Regions from separate parts of the Homo sapiens genome. Here region 2 is linked to region 1. Evidence: chromatin contacts called from ENCODE Hi-C or POLR2A ChIA-PET data. All regions are on one chromosome and are shown on one strand. Each heading gives the region's core, a stretch centred on a gene start or an enhancer-like site at or near the end of the contact. The rest is flanking DNA. Distances are from core to core; before and after follow the strand shown.

The links. A loop is a pair of places that touch in the nucleus more often than their neighbours do. ChIA-PET counts read pairs that join two places held with the same protein, here RNA polymerase II (POLR2A). Pooled maps may share reads with other maps.
Region 2: a loop to region 1 is called in a pooled map, with 10 times the contacts of the local background. The contact joins the promoter of PTPRA here to the promoter of CPXM1 in region 1. A Hi-C loop is called at or near these places in 13 of 37 single-sample maps with no recorded cell type and 8 of 50 pooled maps. POLR2A ChIA-PET finds 5 or more read pairs at or near these places in 6 of 52 experiments (A549, H1, HEK293T and 2 more).

Annotation. Positions count from the first base shown.
Region 1 is chr20:2,798,247-2,803,558 of GRCh38, forward strand. It overlaps CPXM1 (carboxypeptidase X, M14 family member 1), which reads right to left and starts at 2,381. Exons shown (of 14, transcript NM_019609.5): 1 at 2,155-2,381; 2 at 480-647; 3 at 182-291; 4 at 1-45. The coding sequence starts at 2,326. RefSeq lists enhancers at 1-950, 951-1,938, 1,939-2,924.
Region 2 is chr20:2,869,792-2,875,001 of GRCh38, forward strand. PTPRA (protein tyrosine phosphatase receptor type A) reads left to right here and starts at 3,690. Exons shown (of 24, transcript NM_001385305.1): 1 at 3,690-3,969. RefSeq lists enhancers at 1,806-2,437, 2,438-3,067, 3,068-3,699, 3,700-4,329 and silencers at 2,814-2,953, 3,574-3,643, 3,824-3,873, 3,884-4,163.

The DNA.
Region 1 (5,312 bases), core at 1,131-3,630:
AGCACACCAGGCTCCATCATATAGATCGCCGTCCTCCAGGCCTGACTGCAGACACAGGACATGGTGGTCAGGCCCAGTTGGACAGAGTGGGGCAGGCCAGGACAGAGAGGAGGCAGGAGAGAAGCTCCCAGGGGCTGCCTTCCCTACCCTGAGACCATGGCTCCGAGCCAGGATTACTGACCTGAATGTTGAGCCGTCCTCGGTGTGGTCCAAGACCAAAGGACTGGCTGCTGGATGCCTCAAGCCGGCTATCTGAAACTCGCAGGGACTCCAGACCCAAAGGAGGACAGCCTGGGGCGGGGATAGAACAGTGAGACAGGACCAGAGGGAGGGTAGCCAGGGCAGGTGGGAAGCTGAGCCTAAGGTTGCTCCTGCGCTAGGCAAGCAAGGGGCGTGCCGGTGCCCATGAGGCCAAGAGCTGTGCTGGTAAAGTGCCCCAGGGGCTGCAAGTCTGGGCTGGGCCCCTGGAGAGGAAGTACCTGTTTCTTGTTTCTCAGCGGGGTCGAGGGTCCCTGCTGGAGTGGGGGTCACAAGGGGCCCGGCAGTCACCAGTGGGGTGGGGCGAGTTAGAGTTAGCTTCTTCCGCTTCTTCATAATGACCTTTTTCTTCTTGATGACTCGAATCCGGACATGCTGTTCTGAGGTCCCTTGGGGTCCGAGAGGCACAGCATGGGGGAAAGGAAGAATGGTGAAACCCCGGATGGAAAGGTCTGCCAGCCCAAGAAGACATGTGAGCCCACAGCAGGCCACACCACCAGGATCTAACAGCCTTCACAGGACATCAAAGGCCTGCAATCTGACCCCAACCTGCCTCTCCAGTCACTTCCTTGGCTCCTCCTTCTCCTCCCTGATGTAACTACATGCTTGGCCAGCCTCCCCTGTGAACCTCTAATCCAATGGAGAGCTGCACCCAGCCTCTAGAAACTGTTCGGTTGCTCCAAAGAGCTGAGTCTGGCACTTTACCTCCGGGCCTCTGCACTAGCTATCCCCTCCCCTGTAATGCTACCCCTCGCCTCTGATTTTTTCACCTAATTCCCATTCTTCCTTTGCATCTCAGCCCAGATGCCTTTCCAAGGAGGCTTTCTTAGCTCCAGACTCAGCATCATGCCCCAAAACCCCTGTGCCGCTTCCATTGTTGTGTCTGCTCTCTGGGCTCAGATGGCCTGTCCTGGAATCCATGTCTGCCTGGGTGTCGAGGCTTTCAGGGCTGGGCCTGCCCGCCGGCCCTTCAGCACAAGGCTCTGCCCAGGCAGGTGCTGGGGGTACCCATCGAAGCTCCACAGCTGCCTCCAGAACAGGCTGCCCATTTCCGCATCTGGTGCCCCTGTGCCTTTGCCCGCCGCTTCCTTCTTGGCAGCCCTCTCTCTCTCTCTCTCTCCAGACTCCCCTGACTCGGGGACATCACCCTTCAAGACCCTCCTCCACTTGCCTCCTCTAGAAGCCCCTGAGTGCCCTCCGCTTGCGCTCCTCCTCTCCTATTCCACATCTGGAAAGCTGGGAGGTCGGGCTGCCTTCCTCTCCCGCTCTGCCCCATCCTCCCGGCAGCCTCAGCGAGGGGCTCTCCCTTCTTTCCTTTTGTTCTTTCTCTCCAGCCCTCGCCTTCAAACTCTCTCCTACGCAGTCTTGCTCTGCACCTTGAGAGCTTCTGCCCCTCTGTCTCCCCTCCTGCCAGTTCTGGCCTGTTTTGTCTTTGGTGAAAAGGGAAGGTTTGGGGCTTGGAAGAGGCAGCATCCCACTGGCGCCTGTCCTGGGACTGCTGACTAGGTCTGGCAGGGAACTGGGGCTGCCGAGTCAGCAGCCATTGCTCCCAGCAGGGAGTTGAGGGAGTGTGAGTGTGTATATGTGTGTGTGCACTGTGAGTGTGAGTGTGCGCGCGCGTGCACTGTGTGTGCGCGCACGCGCGTGTGAGTGTGCGTGTGTGTGCATGCGTGTGAATGCGCGCGCGTGTGAGTGCAAGTGTGCGCGTGTGTGAATGTGTGTGAGTGCGCGCGCGTGTGTGCGCGTGAGTGCGAGTGTGCGTGCGGGGTGAGTGTGCATGACTGTGAGTGTGCGTGGGTGTGCGTGTGCCCGCGTGTTAGGGAGGGATCGCCCCACGGGGCAGGAGAGCCGGGCAGTCGGCTTGCGGGGGAGCGGACCGTCGGTCGGGGAACTCACCGTTAGCTGTCTCCGCCGGCGGCTGTGCCGGGCTGCTATGCAGGGCCGGGGTCGAGCCTGGGACCTTGGTGGTCCCGGGCTGCGCGAGGCCCAGCACCGAGTTCCTGGGCGCCCCCAGAGCCGGGCCGACGGCCGGCGCGAAGGCGGCCAGGGCGAGCAGGAGCCCCCACATGGCGGGGATTGAGTGCCAGGGGCGCGCGGGCTACGGCGGGTGGCGGGTCGGTCTCTTCCTGCCGAGTGCGCCGAGCCCCCCGCCCCTTCCTGCCCCCCGCCCCTCCGCAGCCTCCTGCCCGCCCACAGCCCGCTGCCCGCCTCGGACCTCGGAGAGGAGGAGAGGGCCGGGAGGAGCGAGCGGGGCTGACCTCCAAGGGGCCGCCCCAAGTCTCAGGACCGCCGACTCTGCCCTTCCTCTCCGCCGTCTGGGGCCAACCCGCCTCGTTGGCGCGCTGCGCCTTTATAGTCTGCAAAGCCACACTGAAGAGACCAGAGATCACCTGGTGGCCATCAAGTCGACCAACAGGAGGCAAAGCCCCTTATCTGAGCAATTCAGAATGACACTTCCCTATTGTCTAAAGCCACATCTGGTACCAAGCTTCCGTCCCAAGAATTTATAAGTAACTAGAATTTCTGTACGTTTCCGGAATGAGTGCACGTTAAGACCCATTGTGCAAACTTTGCTGACATCAAGGCACCAAAATATCGACAAATGTAACCATTTACCATGACCTAAGTGACTAATGTGGTCCAAATTACCCTGCAGTTCCCCGCAGGGAGCTCAGTCCTCTCTTGCTGAAGCGCCTACTGCGCTCTGCTGCCTCGTCCTTTCCGTCTAATAAAACTTTCCTTTTCAGACCTACACGGTTGTTGATAAGTTCTTTTACCACCCGGGAGCCAACCACTTCCCGGTTCCGGAGCTCTGACACCTCGCCTGGCATCTTGGTGGCCCATACGGGGACTTCACTGGGATTTCCCTCTTCCTTTTTCTCTCTGCTTCCTTCCACGGTCTGGTTCTTTACTCTTTGGGGAACTGCCGGTCCCGGTGGAGGCAGCTCTTCTGTGGGATCCTGAAGCCCTAGAGAAGGGATACCTGGCTGTCCTTGCCCTTAGGGGTGAGGGACTGGCCAGGGCTCTTTTCTGTTTTCGGACTGCCAGTGAACCAGCTTGAGTTCTCGTTGGCAACTGACAGTTTCTGGCCAAGCGCCATCCCCCGGTATTACCCCAAGGCCAAGACAAAAGAGCTATTGCCTGTCAGAGTGGCAGGGCACTTTCATTTTAACACTCCATAAGCCTTGTCCTGGAAGCGGTGGATCTCAATTCTACACAGGGATGCCTCAGGGATCTTGTAGTTCCTTGTCTAAACCCAACTTCGGTTCAATTAATTCAGTTCCATCCAACTCGCCCTTGGATTGCCTCCTTAAAAATGGTCCCATTGGTCTCATTTTGACCCACAAACTCTTAAAAATAAGCATATAAGGCTGAGCACAATGGCTTATGCCTGTAACCCCAGCACTTTGGGAGGCCAAGGCAGGCAGATCACCTGAGGTCCGGAGTTAAAGACCGGGAGTCTACTAAAAATGCAAAACTTGGCCGGGCACAGTGACTCACACCTGTAATCCTAGCACTTTGGGAGGCCGAGGCGAGTGGATCACCTGAGGTCAGGAGTTCGAGATCAGCCTGGCCAACATGGCGAAACCCTGTCTCTACTAAAAATACAAAAAAAAAAAAAAAATCAGCCAGGGGGCTAATTATATGTGGCGGGCACATATAATCCCAGCTACTAGGGAGGCTGAGGCAGGAGAATCACTTGTACCCCGGGGGCGGAGGTTGCAGTGGGCCAAGATGGCGCCACAGCACTCCAGCCTGGGCGACACAGCAAGACTCTGTCTCAAAAAATACAAATAAAAAATAAATAAGAGTTTAAAAAGCATATCCTTTTTTCTAATATTGCTTGGGTTCAATACAAGCTCCCTAATCAATCAATTTGGCCAATTAATGAAACTTGGGATTGCAATGCTACTTTACAACTTAACTGATTTTTTGCCGGAACCTTGGAAAGGATTCAGAAGTCCCATATGTTCAGGTCTTTTTTGCTTTATCCCCAAATCCAAACCCAAAATTACATACAAATTGTCATGTATGCTTCCAAGGAACGTCCTCCCTTCCCGGTTCTGATGTCTTAGATGATCCTTCCTTTTGCCTATTACATCCTCCTCAACCTGCTCACTCTTCACCTACACCCTCTCCATCTGCTCCATTCCCTAGTCAATCTCCCACCCACATACCCAAATACTTTCTCCCCTTCACATACTCTCAGGGGAGTCACATATGCTACTAGTACAGAGTCCTCAGAAAAATCCCCAAAATATTTTGCCTCTCCCTAAGGTGGCTAATGAAGATTTGGGAACAAGCCAAGTTCATGTCCCTTTTCTGATCATGTCTGATCTTTTGCAAATTCAATCCAAGTTGGGTTCATTTAGTCAGGATCCCTCTAAGTTCATTCAAGAATTTCAGACTTTAACTGTTGCCTTTGATTTAACCTGGCAAGATGTATTTGTGGTATTAACTACCTGCTGTTCCCACACACAAAAAATCACACGTGTGATCTTCAGCATGGGCAGATGAAGCTCATGCTCCCAGTCCTAATAACAGAGCTGGGCAGAAGCTGTCCCCAACATAGAACCTATTGGCAATACCAGGCCACCAATTCTGGCCCAAACAGAGGTAAGGGCAGACAGGATCATATGGTAACTTCTCTGTTGGAGGGAATGAAAAATATATAATAAAACCTGTTAATTTTTCTAAATTATAAGAAATAATAGCTGGGCGCGGTGGCTCACACCTGTAATCCCAGCACTTTGGGAGGCTGAGGCGAGCGGGTCACCTGAGGTTTGAGACCAGCCTAGCCAACACGGAGAAACCCCATCTCTACTAAAAATACAAAATGAGCTGGGCATGGTGGTGCATGCCTGTAATCCCAGTTACTCCAGAGGCTGAGGCAGGAGAATCGTTTGAACCTTGGAGGCGGAAGTTGTGGTGAGCTGAGATTGCGCCACTGCACTCCAGCCTGGGCAACAAGAGCGAAATTCCATCTCAAATAAAATAAAATAAAAAGAAATAATAATTTTGTATGTATGAAACTATCTGAAAGCCCTGCCCTT
Region 2 (5,210 bases), core at 2,440-4,939, 73 kb after region 1:
CCTGTCTCTAGTAAAAATACAAAAAAATTAGCTGGGGGTGGTGGCGGGTCCTGTAATCCCAGCTACTTGGGAGGCTGAGGCAGGAGAATCGCTTGATTGCTTGAACCCAGGAGGTGGAGGTTGCAGTGAGCTGAAATGGCGCCATTGCACTCCAGCCTGGGCAATGAGTGAAACTCTGTCTTAAAAATATATATATATATATCGAGCAAAGGCTCCTACAACTCACCTTCTCAGGGTAAGGGGCTGTATGTCCAGTCTCTTAGATACAAAGTTCCAGTGAAAGACTCTTGGGGTTGGCCAGGCGCAGTGGTTCACCCCTGTAATCCCAGCATTTTGGGAGGCTGAGGCAGGCAGATCGCCTGAGGTCAGGAGTTCAAGACCAGCCTGGCCAACATGGTGAAACCCTGTCTCTACTAAAAATACAAAATTAGCCAGGCGTGGTGGCGCATGCCTGTAATCCCAGCTACTCGGGAGGCTGAGGCAGGAGAATCGCTTGAACCCGGGAGGCAGAGGTTGCAGTGAGCCGAGATCGTGCCATTGCACTCAAGCCTGGGCAACAAGAGCAAAAACTCCGTCTCAAAAAAAAGAAAAAAAAAACTCGGGTTTGAACAGTGTGGCCTGCAAAGGGACTTGGCTCTCATTTACTTCACCTTTCTATCTTATTGCCTTGCTTTATTTTCATTTCAGCATTTAGGAAATTTTCTTGTTCTTTTGTTTATTGTCTGTGTTCCTATCCAGAATGTAAGCTCCTGAGAGCAGAGGCCTCTTCTGTCCTCTTCTGTCTTATTCCCTGCTGTGTCCAGCACATGGTCTGCACTCAATAAGTATTTGTTGCGAGAATGACTCATTGTTCCATTTACTAGAAGGGGAAAGGAGGCCCCGAGAGGGGAAATGACTTGCCTAAAGAAACAGGAGTCCTTTCCCCCCATCCTCCAGCTCTCCTGATCCTCTCCTTTGCTCATAAACCCTGTGACTGTTGGGGCACCTGTGGGGTGGCTGCGAAATGCCTACCTGTAGGTATGTGCTCCTGTGGGTTGGGACTAATGCAGGACTAGGAGTAGGAGGGCTCTGCAGTCCCCCATTTGGGTAGGCTTGGGCACAGGAAACTGCCTCCTTTCCCTTCCTCAGTTCTCTTCTCTTCCAGGATAACCCTTTACTCTGTGATGATGATGGGCGAGGGAGCTCAGGACACTCTGGGAGCCAAGTAGGATGGAGGGCTGGGCAGGTCTCTACAGGCAGGCAGCTGAGGAGGGGGCTCTGTCTTCTTCCAATGGAAACAGCATCTGTGTGGTTGCTGAGCTGAACCCTCCTTCCCAGGGTCTCCAGGGTCTGTAGTTCTCCTTGGTCTGTAGTTCTGTCACCCCTGTGCACACCCCACAAATGCTTTGACCATAGTGCAGCTGTCTCATGGGGAGAGAAAGAACTTTCATTTCCTGAGAATGGGTTACTTGCCAAGCTGAACATGCCTAATTCTCAATACAGCCCTGGGAAGTTCCAGGAAGAGTTGCAGAGGGAGGCTCAGGTCACCCAGCACATGGTGGGGCTGGAAACCCCGGGCTCTTTGACTACCACGCCCAACAACAATTTTTCCAAGTGTGGTCATATCCAAAAGGGGTCCTTCAGATAATCTCAAAGATGAACACTTACTGCAATCACTATTTCAGTTATATTAAAAATATAAGTAGCATGTCAACCCCTTCTAGGGTAATACAAATAAAAAGTAAAAAAAAACTAATCAACAAAAAGAAACATATTAAGAAATAATAGTGTAAATTAGATATAAGGCAAAAGTAAGCTGGTGGGGTTTGGTTCTAGAGCATAGGGCTGCTATCCCAGCTACTGAGGTACCTCCTGCGTTTGCAGTCATTACTTGTTAGGGGTTTTCACACTTTGACTTCCTGCTTTTCACTTTTCCATTCGGTGTTGCGGGATAGATTGAGTTTGGACTTAAGGGGATATGTGAATGTTGGGCGTGGGGAAGGATCCACCCTCACTGGGGTCTGAGCGTTAGGAGAGTAGGCGTGTGGACTCTGGGCCTTTGGGCTGGAGTGTCTATTGGTCAGAGGTGTCGGGTTCGGCCATTTCACCCTCACCTCTAGGCTGGCCCTGCTGAGAGGGAGAGAGAGTCACAACTCCCACTCAAGGAGAGACTTCCCTGCTGGGGAGGGGACGGCCTGAGGCCCGCCCCACCCATATTCCCAGGCCCTGGCTCTGGTTAGCATGGACTAACTTATTCCACAATACGGAGGAGTGGGGCACAGAGTCCCTAACTGGCGCCCCAACAGAAGGCGGTGGTGGGGACCGGAGATGGTAGGACTGGAGATGGTAGGGGCTGCTGATGTGAGCCCACAATACGGAGGAGTGGGGCACAGAGTCCCTAACTGGCGCCCCAACAGAAGGCGGTGGTGGGGACCGGAGATGGTAGGACTGGAGATGGTGGGGGCTGCTGGGAGCCCCTTTTGCGCCGCAGTGTTTCCTGCCATGAAGAGTTGCCGCCGGTCACAACCCTTCCCCGGGGGCGCCCCGAATGTGGGACTCCTTCCGGCCTGGGGTGCGTGAGGGGGACTCAGGGGTTGCCCGGTCTGGAGGAGAGACTCGCCGCCACCTACCCCGGGAACCGCAGACTCTGGGTCTGGGATAAAGCGTCCCCTACCCGCAAGCTCGGTTTGTGCGCTACTGTGCAATCTGTCTTTTGCCTGCAGACGCCCAGCCGCTCGCCCTGCGCGGGTCTCGGAATGTCCAGGGGTCCCTACTGGGGATCACAACCCGGCGAAATGTCGCATTTGCCACCACCTATCTCGACTGCGTAATCGGCTTTCAGCCGCAGACGCTCAGGTCCTGCAGCACCCGCGGGGATCCGTGTAGGAACCTGCTGCCGCTGGATGGACTGAGCGATTGCTTCGCGGGTGTCACGCACCAGACGCCGTGCCGGGAGCGCCGGGAAGGGGGTACGCGCCCCAACCCCGGCCGGGGGAGGGCGCACTCTGGCTCCTCTCTGCGTTTTGAGCCTCCCCTCCCCCGCCAGGCGTATCGCAAAAGGCACCTCCATCGCAGAGCACCATGTGTTGTGCTTCTACTCAGCTCGGTGGCGAGCGGGGCCCCAGCATGCGCATCTGGAAAGCGGGGGAGATTACCCTGGAGCTCGGGTGGGGACGGCGTGGGCTGACTTGATATAAGACGACACCCACGGAGCCAGATCCGTTCTAGGGACTTGGCAGGTTCCTCTCCCTCCCCAGTGAGATCCGTCGTTCTTTGCAGCAATTAGGGGAGGGAAAAAAAAGACCCACAGTATCACGTTTGGAGAGGGTTAGGAAGATGGCTCTCGAGTTGCAGGCCGCCCTGGTGGCTAGACATTGGTGTAGTTTGTGCCTGGCCTCGGTTTCCTGATCTGTAAACTGGGAAGAAGGCCCAAGTCATGAGGCCTGTGACTGTAGAATGGCTGAAGGCACTGGTGCACTCGCAGCCGGTCCTTCCGGGGTCCAGCTTCCCGAAGGACTGGGCAGCCCCGGGGCGAACCCCTCTGGAGCTACCAGGAGAACGTGCGACCGGGTTCGGCGCCCCAGCCGGCAAGTGAGCGCCCAGCGGAGCGCAAGGGCGGGGCCCGCGCGGGCCGGAGACGCCCGTTCGCTGTCGGCCAACCAGCGCCTGTCTCTGAACAGCCAATGAACACGCGTCTTACAGCCAAGGCCGGGTCGGGAGCGAGGCTGCGGCGAGTGCGGCGCTGACAGAGACGCGCGCGCGCGCGATCGCGCTCGGACCCCGGCCGCTGCCGCCATCACTGTCGCCCGCCCAGTCGCCCCTCAGCCGCTTCCCCTCGCCATGGAGGCGAGGCCGCCGCCGCCGCCGCGGGGCTCGGAGCCGCGGGCCGGGCGGCGGCCCTGAGGGCTAGTGGCGGCCCGAAACGCCGCCGCGGAGCCGAGGCGGAGCCGCTGTCCTCGTCCCCAGCGGTCCCGCCCAACGCCCGACTCTGTGAGTGTTCGCGGCCGCTGCGCCCGGGTGGGCTCCGGAAGGGGGAGCGGCTCCCGGGGGCGGTGGGAGGGGTCCCGGGCCACAGCCCAGAGCCCGGAGCCCGAAGCCCTAAGCCATCTTTTCCGGGTAGAAGCCTGCGGGCGCCTGCAGGTTGATTGTGCATCCTTGCGGGTCCGTCGCGGGGAGGGGGTCCCCGGAAACGTGCCGGCCCGAGTGCCGACCCCTCGCGACTGCCCAGGAACTTTGCATGCGTCCTTCTGGGACCAGGCCAGGGCACTGCCAGAGTTGATTCTCAGAGAAGAAACTTAGAACGGCGAGAACAGAATTTGCTCAGGTCCATTTAATGGGAGGAAAGAGGAAAACTCTTGGCATGAGAAAATTTGCTTTTGCAGTGACCAACTTTTCTTTCCCTTCAAGTCCACCTCCCTCGGTCCCCCGGCCCGTCTCCCAGGCCCCTCTCCTTGCCGCCCTCTCCCAACTGTTGAGGCTGTTTAAGAAGGGAAATAAGGGCTGAGAGCTGCCCAGAATTCAGAATAGGCCAATTGAGAACGCAGGTCCCCTCCCTTTTTACTTTCGGTAAATAAAAAATTTTTTTTGAAAAAATTAGTTACTAATTATATCTCCTGAAGATTAAAAAAAAAAAATAGCAGAGCAGAGTCCTGTCTTGAGGGTTTCGTTTTTATTTTTGAGATCACTGATGATATTTGTAAGACAGGAAAAGAAGAATGTGCAAATCCACCCTCTGCAGGGTGAACGCCATCAGAAGCCTTTGCTCAGGAGAGGGATTCCGGCTCTAGAACCAGTCCACATCACCCTGGAGATGGCTTCGTTTGCCACCTGCTAGCTGTGCAGGCAGCCTGAGAAACAGAAGATGGTGGGCGAGAGGAGGACTGACTAGGAAAGGGCGAACATCTTCCTGCCTGGCCACTCCTTTCAGAAACAGATCTGATGCTGTCACTTGTTTACTTAAAAACTCCCTCGCTTTTCTTTTTCCCATGGGATGAATGAAGCCTAAAATGCCTTATCAGGTCATACAAAGCCCTTGACAATCTTGCCTCAATTTACTCCTTTACTTTTAGCCTAATCGGATCCTCCAATTCTCCTTCCCCTCATCCCGCTTGCTGGCTAGTATTCAGAGCTGCTTGACTGCCCCCTCACATGTTGGGATGTTTTTGTTTTATGTGATCCTCTTTCTTCCCCACCTTTACCTGCCAAGCTCCACTTTTTCTTTTAAAGTTCTT